Regions from separate parts of the Homo sapiens genome. Here region 2 is linked to region 1. The links are chromatin loops, found by intact Hi-C in ENCODE. Cell type or tissue: IMR-90. All regions are shown on one strand. Each heading gives the region's core, and the rest is flanking DNA. Links, peaks and the distances in the headings are about the cores only.

What was found. Peaks named below come from ENCODE experiments on the same cell type or tissue, not always from the same donor. Only the 100,000 strongest peaks of a DNase experiment are listed, where the experiment ranks them.
Region 2: it touches region 1 in a loop (7-fold over the local background); 2 of 110 quality-filtered maps call a loop at or near these places.

Annotation. Positions count from the first base shown.
Region 1 is chr3:177,617,109-177,621,504 of GRCh38, reverse strand. The region is part of intron 2 of LINC00578 (long intergenic non-protein coding RNA 578); the gene reads right to left. Among named protein-coding and RNA genes, the nearest start is that of LINC00578, 180 kb to the right of the region's middle. In IMR-90, for the core only: no CTCF peak of the experiment used is centred there; a DNase peak (open chromatin) is centred at 2,324; H3K27ac peaks cover 1,096 bases.
Region 2 is chr3:177,904,763-177,909,158 of GRCh38, reverse strand. No RefSeq gene overlaps it. Among named protein-coding and RNA genes, the nearest start is that of LINC02015, 90 kb to the right of the region's middle. In IMR-90, for the core only: a CTCF peak has its summit at 2,793; DNase peaks (open chromatin) are centred at 2,868 and 3,678; H3K27ac peaks cover 2,295 bases.

The DNA.
Region 1 (4,396 bases), core at 309-4,308:
TTCTCTTTTCTAGTTATGTACTTGCGGAGTTTTATATATTCATAGTCATTTTTAAATGCTCAGGTTGTCTCACACTTGCCACTGTATACTCTTCAACTAGAATGCTACTTAACCCAGATTAAAATCCACGTTTCCCGTGTAGTAACTGAGTGACTCTTGCTTCTGTGCCTCTGTCTCTCAGAAATAAAACTGGAATTCAAAATTCTATAGAGCTTATAAGATGGTTGTAGTAATTAAATGAGACAGGTCAGCTACCAGGCTTAGCGAAGGCCATAAACAAAGAAAGAATGTGACAAATGTTAGTTGCTCCTATTTTCATATCATCACCATCTAATGCTAAGTCTTCACTAGGGAAGGAATTAGGGTCTGGAGATGCGGTGGTAAAGGGAAGAGCAAGGGTCTCAAATGCTTTAGAGAGAAGATTCTCACCCAGAACAGTGACACATGAGGGCTTTGCAGGGCCAGGAACAGGTAAAGAAACTAGGAACCTGGTGAAGGGAAGAAGGCAGGAGGCAGAATAAAATATTCCTGGAAAAAAATTATTTTTGTTTGTTTCACAGTTTTCTCAGGGCCTATTCTATTCCAAGATATCGAAAAGAATGCTGGTGAAACTAGAGCTAAGTGGCTGTCTCAGAACCTACCAGAGTAGAGAGGTCAGGTCATTTCTAGGCTTCAGGTGGCTTGTCCACCTGTCCTGCCAGCCCAGTCTCAGTTTGGGCATTAGCTGATGGGCTAAGCTGCTTGTTTCATGCTGGTCTGTAAGAAGAGCTTACAAGTGGGAAGACAAGTTCAGCATCATCTTCAAATGACAATGGTCATATGAAATACTAAAGATAGTTTCCTGTAAAAACCTCCCACAGAAACGAAAAGTTTTTAAATAAAACATGTCATCCAAAATTGTAAAGTGAGAAAGATTGTTTTCATCTCATGTCTTTGAATTGTATTGTGAGAGGTATTGGTCTTCTTCCACCAATCCAAAGTTAAGGACAAATAAATTTCATTGTATCGGAAACTTTGGAGGAAAAATTTGATGCTATTATTTTCCTTCCATGGAAATTTTATTCTGGGGATATATTTCCGTAGCAAATGCATAGTAGTTGCCAAAGAAACAAGTTAATAGTAGGCTTGATAAGAGGGATTTCTTAAAATGAAGAGCCGTTTTATCCTCCCCACCATGTCTTTCCCTTTCAGAATACTTGCTGACTCACCCCAGCCTCCCAGAACATAAACGACGGTGTTATAGCCACGAAATCCTACAAAAACCACTTCACTTCCGAGCATGTACACACATATATGTGTGCGTGGAATGTGCGCATGTGTGTTTAGGGGGTGGAAGTAAGGGCTTTCCTTCTTTCTCTTTTTATTCTCTTTTTTTTTTTTCAGACAGAGTCTTACTCTATTGCCCATGCTGGAGTGCAATGGCGCTATCTCCGCTCACTGCAACCTCCGCCTCCCGGGTTCAAGCGATTCTCCTGCCTCAGCCTCCCAAGTAGCTGGGATTACAGGCACCCACCACCATGCCCGGCTAATTTTTGTATTTTTAGTAGAGACGGGGTTTCACCATGTTAGCCAGGCTGGTCTCAAACTCCTGACCTCGCTATCTGCCCGCCTCAGCCTCTCAAAGTGCTGGGATTACAGGTGTGAGCCACTGGGCCTGGCCTATCTTTTTATTCCTTAATAAAAAATGTTTGTTTCCTCACAACTTGACAGGAACTGGCTCTGAGATTTACAGAAATAACTGAAGGGATATCGCTCATGCAAATTATCCTGCTTCTTCATTAGCTGTGGTGCTCACAACAGCCAAAGCTCTCCGTCCTCCCTCTTTTTAGGTCATGTTAGGCTTTCCTTTATAATCATATTCAGTGGACTAGCATGCCTCAGTAGAATGTTGAGTGACTTGAAAAATACTTGGCTACCAGACAAGAAAGTAAAACAAAAGCTACGTGTGTAACGTTTAACAAAGGAACATTCAGAATCTTCCCTCTGGGAGAAACAAAGCAGCAAAGAACACCCTCGTCCTCCTCTCCCAAATAAAAACTGGGAGAAAACATCCTGGAAAATAAATGCCAACACCAGAAGCCAGTTACTAGGAAGAAACATGATGAAGTTTTAAACCATTTACTCTCATTTTGTTCTTTTAAACCAAGGCCACTAATAACCTCAGAAATGTCGACTGATTATCTTCTTTCTGCTTGGTTGGTATATCTGTACCAAAATGTTCAGATGGAAGGTAAACAAAGGCCTAGCAGCTCAGATTTTTTAAAATTTGAACTGGAACTCATTTATTTGTATTTCAAAATTCCGAGGCAGATTACCTGGAAGACATCCAAAACCTCAGAAGCCAAAAGTTCTGCCAAGCATTTTTCAGCTTGGTAATCGGTAATATAATACAGCCAGATCATTAAAGAAATCCTGTTCTGAATTCCCTTGAAGTTTCTAAGGCAAAGTTTAAACAAAAATTATTTCCTTCAGAGTCTCCTATGCATGATAAGTTTCCATCTGTGCATAAGGAAACAGCATAGTAGATTAGACACCTTGACTAAGAACAAATAAACACAACAAAAATAAACGTACATTGCATTTCTCTCTAGACCTGCATGGCTGTGTATTCACAAAGCAAAACATTGTATATCTTTCGTCTCTTAGGAAGAAGTTGTTTATTACTCCTTTGCTTTGTCATGGCCATCTTGCTCATTTACTTTTCAATAATCACATATTGAAAACCCACTCTGAAGAAGGTGCTGTGCCAGACACCATGTAAAGAGACAAAGATGTAGATACACAGACTCTGCGCATGTGGGGCATAATATATAGTGGTGGGGAGGAGGAGAAGATATATACAGATAGGTATTAAACCAGGTGGAAGGTGTTGGGAAAAAGTACCTTAGGAAAGGCAAGATGAGATGCTCTGGATGTCCGGAGAAAGGTATGTTAATTAGAATGAAGAGGTCAGGAGAGATTTCAGGAAGGAGGTGGAATGAGAGCTGCATCATGAAAGGAAGGTGGGATGTGGACAAAGTGGAGAAGGTCTTAGAGTACCATGGTGCTTCATCAAGTGCCTTGTTGCCTAAAGTGTTCTGCTTCTTTCCAACCTGTGTCACGTGTAAGTCCATTTATACACTTAAACCAAAACTGAGTACATGAGAACATATATTTCTCACCCACACATTAAAATCAAGTTGAGGCCGGGTGCAGTGGCTCATACCTGTAATCCCAGCACTTTGGGAGGACAAGGTGGGCAGATCACTTGAGGTCAGGAGTTCAAGAGCAGCCTGGCCAACATGGTGAAACCCCATCTCTATTAAAAATACAAAAATTAGCAGGGAGTGGTGGCAGGTGCCTGTAATCCCAACTACTCAGGAGGATGAGGCAGGAGGATCACTTGAACCTAGGAGGCGGAGGTTGCAGTGAGATCGTGCCACTGCACTCCAGCCTGGGCAATAGAGCGACGCTCTGTCACTAAATAAATAAATAAATAAATGAAACGAAGTTGAATATTATCTCACAGTTCTATACAATCACAGTTTGCTTTTTATGCTGCTATTTATTTTTTCCATCTAAGTTGTCTTAGTGCACCATCTCCTTAAATTAACTACCAGAAAACAGGTGAAACCCATGAAACCTAGTGTTTTAGTGGAGCCATCCACTACTCAAGACCAATGTGGGAACCGCAGTCTGAATTATTTGACCTCATCAATAAGCACATTCCCACTTTGCCTATGAAGGGTGCTTATAGTAAAGAATCATCTCTTAGCCACTGTTCCACTGTGTCAATCTATGGAAAAATCAAAACGCACTTACTGAATTCATTTAAGTAAGCATTCACTGGGAAATTCCTACCCCAAAGACACTGTGTCAATTCGGAGGACTCAGGATGGCTCCCTGCAGGCATCTCACAGGCTGGAGGTGGAACTCACACCCACCTGTAATGCAGTGTATGATAATAGAGCTGTACACACAGATCCTTGGAAGCACAATACACAAGTACATCTAATGCCCACATTAAACTTTTAAAATGAAGCTGGTTTTCATTTGCATATGTAAATTCATATTCCTATTATTTGGGCTTCTAGTTGTAAGATAAGCTGAAAATGTTCTTCAGACTTTTTTGGTATTAGCTTTAGAACCTATTTATATATGAAGCACATGCAAAATATTAGTATTATTTTTTAAGCCATTTGCCAATATTGAAAAAATAACTGGTTTCATTTACTAAACTTGAATGTGAATGATATTTCACTTTGTCCAACATTCAAATATACTTTCACATCCAAAGATTTGCCACAATTGAGAATACTGAAAAATGTGCCACATATTTTGAAAGTAATTTTAAAACATATACATTGGAAAAGCATTTAGAAATGTTTGTGACAGTGGAATCATTTCAATGTACTTT
Region 2 (4,396 bases), core at 297-4,296, 290 kb before region 1:
GGGGGTCAGGGACCCACTTGAGGAGGCAGTCTATCCCTTAGCAAAGCTGGAGCGCTGTGCTGAGAGATCCACTCCTCTCTTAAGAGCCACCAAGCAGGAACGTTTAAGTCTGCTGAAGCTGAGCCCACAGCCGCCCCTTCCCCCAGGTGCTCTGTCCCAGAGAGATGGGAGTTTTATCTAAAAGCCCCTGACTGGGGCTGCTGCCTTCCTTTCAGAGATGCCCTGCCAGTGAGGAGTCTAGAGAGGCAGTCGGGCTACAGCAGCTTTGAGGCGCTGCGGTGGGCTCCACCCAGTCCAAACTTCCTAGCAGTTTTGTTTACACTGTGAGGGGAAAACCACCTACTCAAGCCTCAGTAATGGCAAATGGTCCTCCCCACAGCAAGCTTGAGCATCCCAGGTCAACTTCAGACTGCTGTGCTGGCAGCAAGAATTTCAAGCCAGTGGATCTTAGCTTGCTGGGATCCATGGGAGTGGGATCCGCTGAGCTAGGCCACTTGGCTCCCTAGCTTGAGCCCCCTTTCCAGGGGACTGAACGGTTCTATCTCACTGGCAAGCTTATATCCACTGGCTTGAAATTCTCGCTGCCAGCACAGCAGTCTGAAGTCGACCTGGGATGCTCAAACTTGCTGCCAGGAGGAGCATTTGCCATTACTGAGGCTTGAGTAGGCAGTTTTCCCCTCACAGTGTAAACAAAACTGCTTGGAAGTTCAGACTGGGTGGATACCACTGCAGCGCCTCAAAACTGCTGTAGCCAGATTGCCTCTCTAGACTCCTCTCTGGGCAGGGCATCTCTGAAAGAAAGGCAGCAGCCCCAATCAGGGGCTTACAGATAAATCTCCCATCTCCCTGGGACAGATCACTTGGGGGAAGGGGCAGCTGTGGGCGCAGCTTCAGCAGACTTAAATGTTCCTGGTACCACTGGGGTATGAAAAGAAATTCCTGCAGCTAGCTCGGGATGGCTGCCCAGTTTTATGAAACTCAGGGCCCTGGTGGCATAGGCACCCGAGGGAATCTCCTGGTCTGTGGGTTGCATAGACCATGGGAAAAGCGTAGTATCTGGGCTGGAGTGCACCAGTCTTCATGTCAGAGTCCTTCATGGCTTCCCTTGGCTAGGGGAGGGAGTTCCCTGACCCCTTGCACTTCCCAGGTAAGGCAATGTCCCACCCTGCTTCAGCTTGCCCTCCATGGGTTTCACTCACTGTCTAGCCAGTCCCAATGAGATGAGCCAAGTACCTCAGTTGGAAATGCAGAAATTACTCATCTTCTGTGTGGATCTCACTGGGAGCTGCACACCAGAGCTGATCCTATTCAGCCATTTTGCCAGCCACTGAATTTTTATTATAATTTTGGATAATTGTGAAATTTTTTATTTGATAACTATGATTCTTTGGAAATGATGTCAAAACCAAGATATTTTCTCCTATTTCAACAGTCTCAATCCATTTCCATCTCTCTTCTTCACATAGCTCCTTGTTCTTCTCTCACATTTCTGCATTTCCTCTCACAAAGTTTAGAATTTCTGTAAGAGGTTAGCAAAGGTGACCTATGTCCAGTACGAGAAACAACCCTGTCATAATGAAGGAGAGATCCAGGCTACAGTGAGTGATCTATTCACTTGCTGCATGTCTTAGTCTATTCAGGCTGCTATAACAAAGTACTTTAGACTCAGTAATTTATAAACAACAGAGATTTATTTCTTAGAGGTCTGGAGGCTGGGAAGTCCAACATCAAAGCACCAGTAGATTTGGTGTCTGGTAATTGGCTTAATAGATGGTGACTTGTTGCTGCATCCTTACATGGCAAAAAAGAGCCAGAGAGCTCACTCAAGCCTCTTTTATAAGGTCACTATTCTCATTCATAAGGGTCAAGCCCTCACCTTATGACTTAATCACTTCCTAAAGGCCATACCTCTTAATACTATCACATTGGGTATTAGGCCTCAACATATAAATTCGTGGGGTACACCAATTTAGAACATAGTGCTGCACCTCAACGCAATTTAATGGACTATCATCTGGTCATACCTTCTCTCTGTGAAGATTTTTAGACCCTACTGGCTTACCTCCGTTAGTGATGCTCTCTGACAGTCTTCAGCTTGGCAATGTGCCTTAGTATAGGCACTGCATCCATGTTGCAACACAGTTCTCCATAGGGTTCTATATCATGAGTTATGGCAGGTATGTTAAGCAAGCTAGCATGAGCTTTTAAGACTCTGAAACACACACTGAAAATCCACACACATCATCCAGCATATGGAAAGCAAACCTAGGAGAAAATATGGAATTTGGAAAAAGGCATAAGAGAATGACATTAGCAAAATAAATAAAACAATAACGATTTGGGCAACAGCCAAAAACACAAGTAAAAAATGAGAGGTATTTTGACTCCCTAATATATTAAAATGTGTCATTCACATACTCACACTGCATGCATGATTTAGCTTTCTTTTTTCTCAGCCTCAGCAACAGCTAGGAATACTTTGTTGACAGTTTTTACCTCATAAATTTGGTTCCCTGATCTAATTTTTCATTACGAGAAAAAAGAAAGGAAAAAAACTTAAAGATCTTTCCTCAAATGAGATTCTCTTTCCCTCTGGGTTTTTATTGATTTGTAATTGCACTGATATTTCACATTTCTATTTAAAAACACCGTGTTCTAATGCTCAGTCTGGCAGAGGCTTCCTTTTGCATTTGACAGGACGCCCACCAAATCATTCTATTATGGAGACAGCTCAGGGTTCTGGGAAAATCAATAGGAGTTTAGCTCCTGGGAGGCAGAGAGATGGAGAAATGTGAGCAGTGGCTACTAGCAACCACTGGGCTAGGAATGTCTCTAAAGGCTAAAGTCAGGCCACAGGCCTGCAAAGTGTGGAATTTTAGCAGTTATGTAACTACATTTTTAGGTTAATGATTCAGTCTCTGTGTTTTGGCTCTGTTTCCTTGAGGGTAGCTGCTCCTGAGGGAGAAGCATTGTCGTTTCACTGAGAATTGCCACTTCACTGACCATCGTTTTTGTGTGAAAAAGAAAGGCCTTTTAGAAAAAGCAGATTTGTTTAAGTTTCTAAATAGCAAATCCTTGGCCCCTATAATTCACATTGCTTTGCCATCAATTTTAGACAGTGTTCAATTACACATTGAGGCAAAGACAGGTCTTCTCTTTAGCTATGTCCTGTTAAAAGCCTGCCTCCCTACTACTTGTGGTAGGTATCCATTCTAATGATTCTGCTAGCTGTTTTTCCCCCATCTGTGCCTGAAAAATCAAATCGTCTGCTCAAAAGTCAATGAAATGTCTTAAGCTGCTAGGGCAGCTAAATAAATCTGCTAACAACAATAACCTTACTGAGGAGGAATGTAAAAAAAAAAAAATTACTTTGTATTCCTCAGAAGGCATTCTGGTAAACAGTCACACCATACTAAAGCCCAGCTCTAAAATGCAACCTATCGCGGTGCTGGACAGATTATATTTTGTGAGCAGGGCTGATGGTTCACATGTAAACCTATGGCATTCATTCTGCTAACACCCCACCCACAACAGCTGAGAGTGAGCTTCTGCAATGAACTGCTTCAGAGTGGTTGGGGCTATTATCTAACGAGTTTGTATTCAGGCAAGGACCTGAGTCTTACTTGAAAAATGTTTAAGATTAAGGCTTTCAAGCAGCAAACCTTACCATCAAGGAGAAAGAATAACCTCCTATGGGAGATAGCCAAACTTAAAACAAAATTGACCAAGCAGAAAGTTATAAATAATATTATTTTAACAGGGTTTTGAGGTGCAGCCAAACATTTTGGAATGTTCTCAGTCCAAACAAAACCAGCATACTTCTCATTTTTTCCAACCTCATGACTGAGGCAGGAGGTAAATGGAAAGGAAAAAAGCCTACAGTTGCAAAATGTAAATTTAAAAGAAAAATCAATCTGGACAGTCATATAAACCAGGTGGCAGGCAAAAATTGGACTCATTTATGAAGAAATGCAAGGCATCCTGTAACAGGCAACAATTAAGGAACAGTAAAAAGACCAAAGAACTTGGAAACCAAAACAGGTTCAAATCTTAAGTCCACCACTCACAAAAATGTGGGTGTCTGGATAAACTTCTTAGCTTCTCTGAGACTCATGGTTCCTCACCTGGAAAATGGAGGGAATAGCACTGATCTCACAAAGTTCTTGCATTTAAAGAGATTAAAAATGGAAGCACCTAGCACAGCACTCCAGCACATACAAGAATGTTAAATCTCCACTGCCTCATCCTACTGTTTCCCCAGTCCCTCCACCCCACCTCCCACTCCAGCAAACCAGAAGAACTAAAGATTTGCCTTGGATTAAAATGTTTTAAGCAGTTTGGGTTTTGTTGGTTGTTGTTAAGGGTGATAGTGTCATACTAAAAAAATGTAACTGGG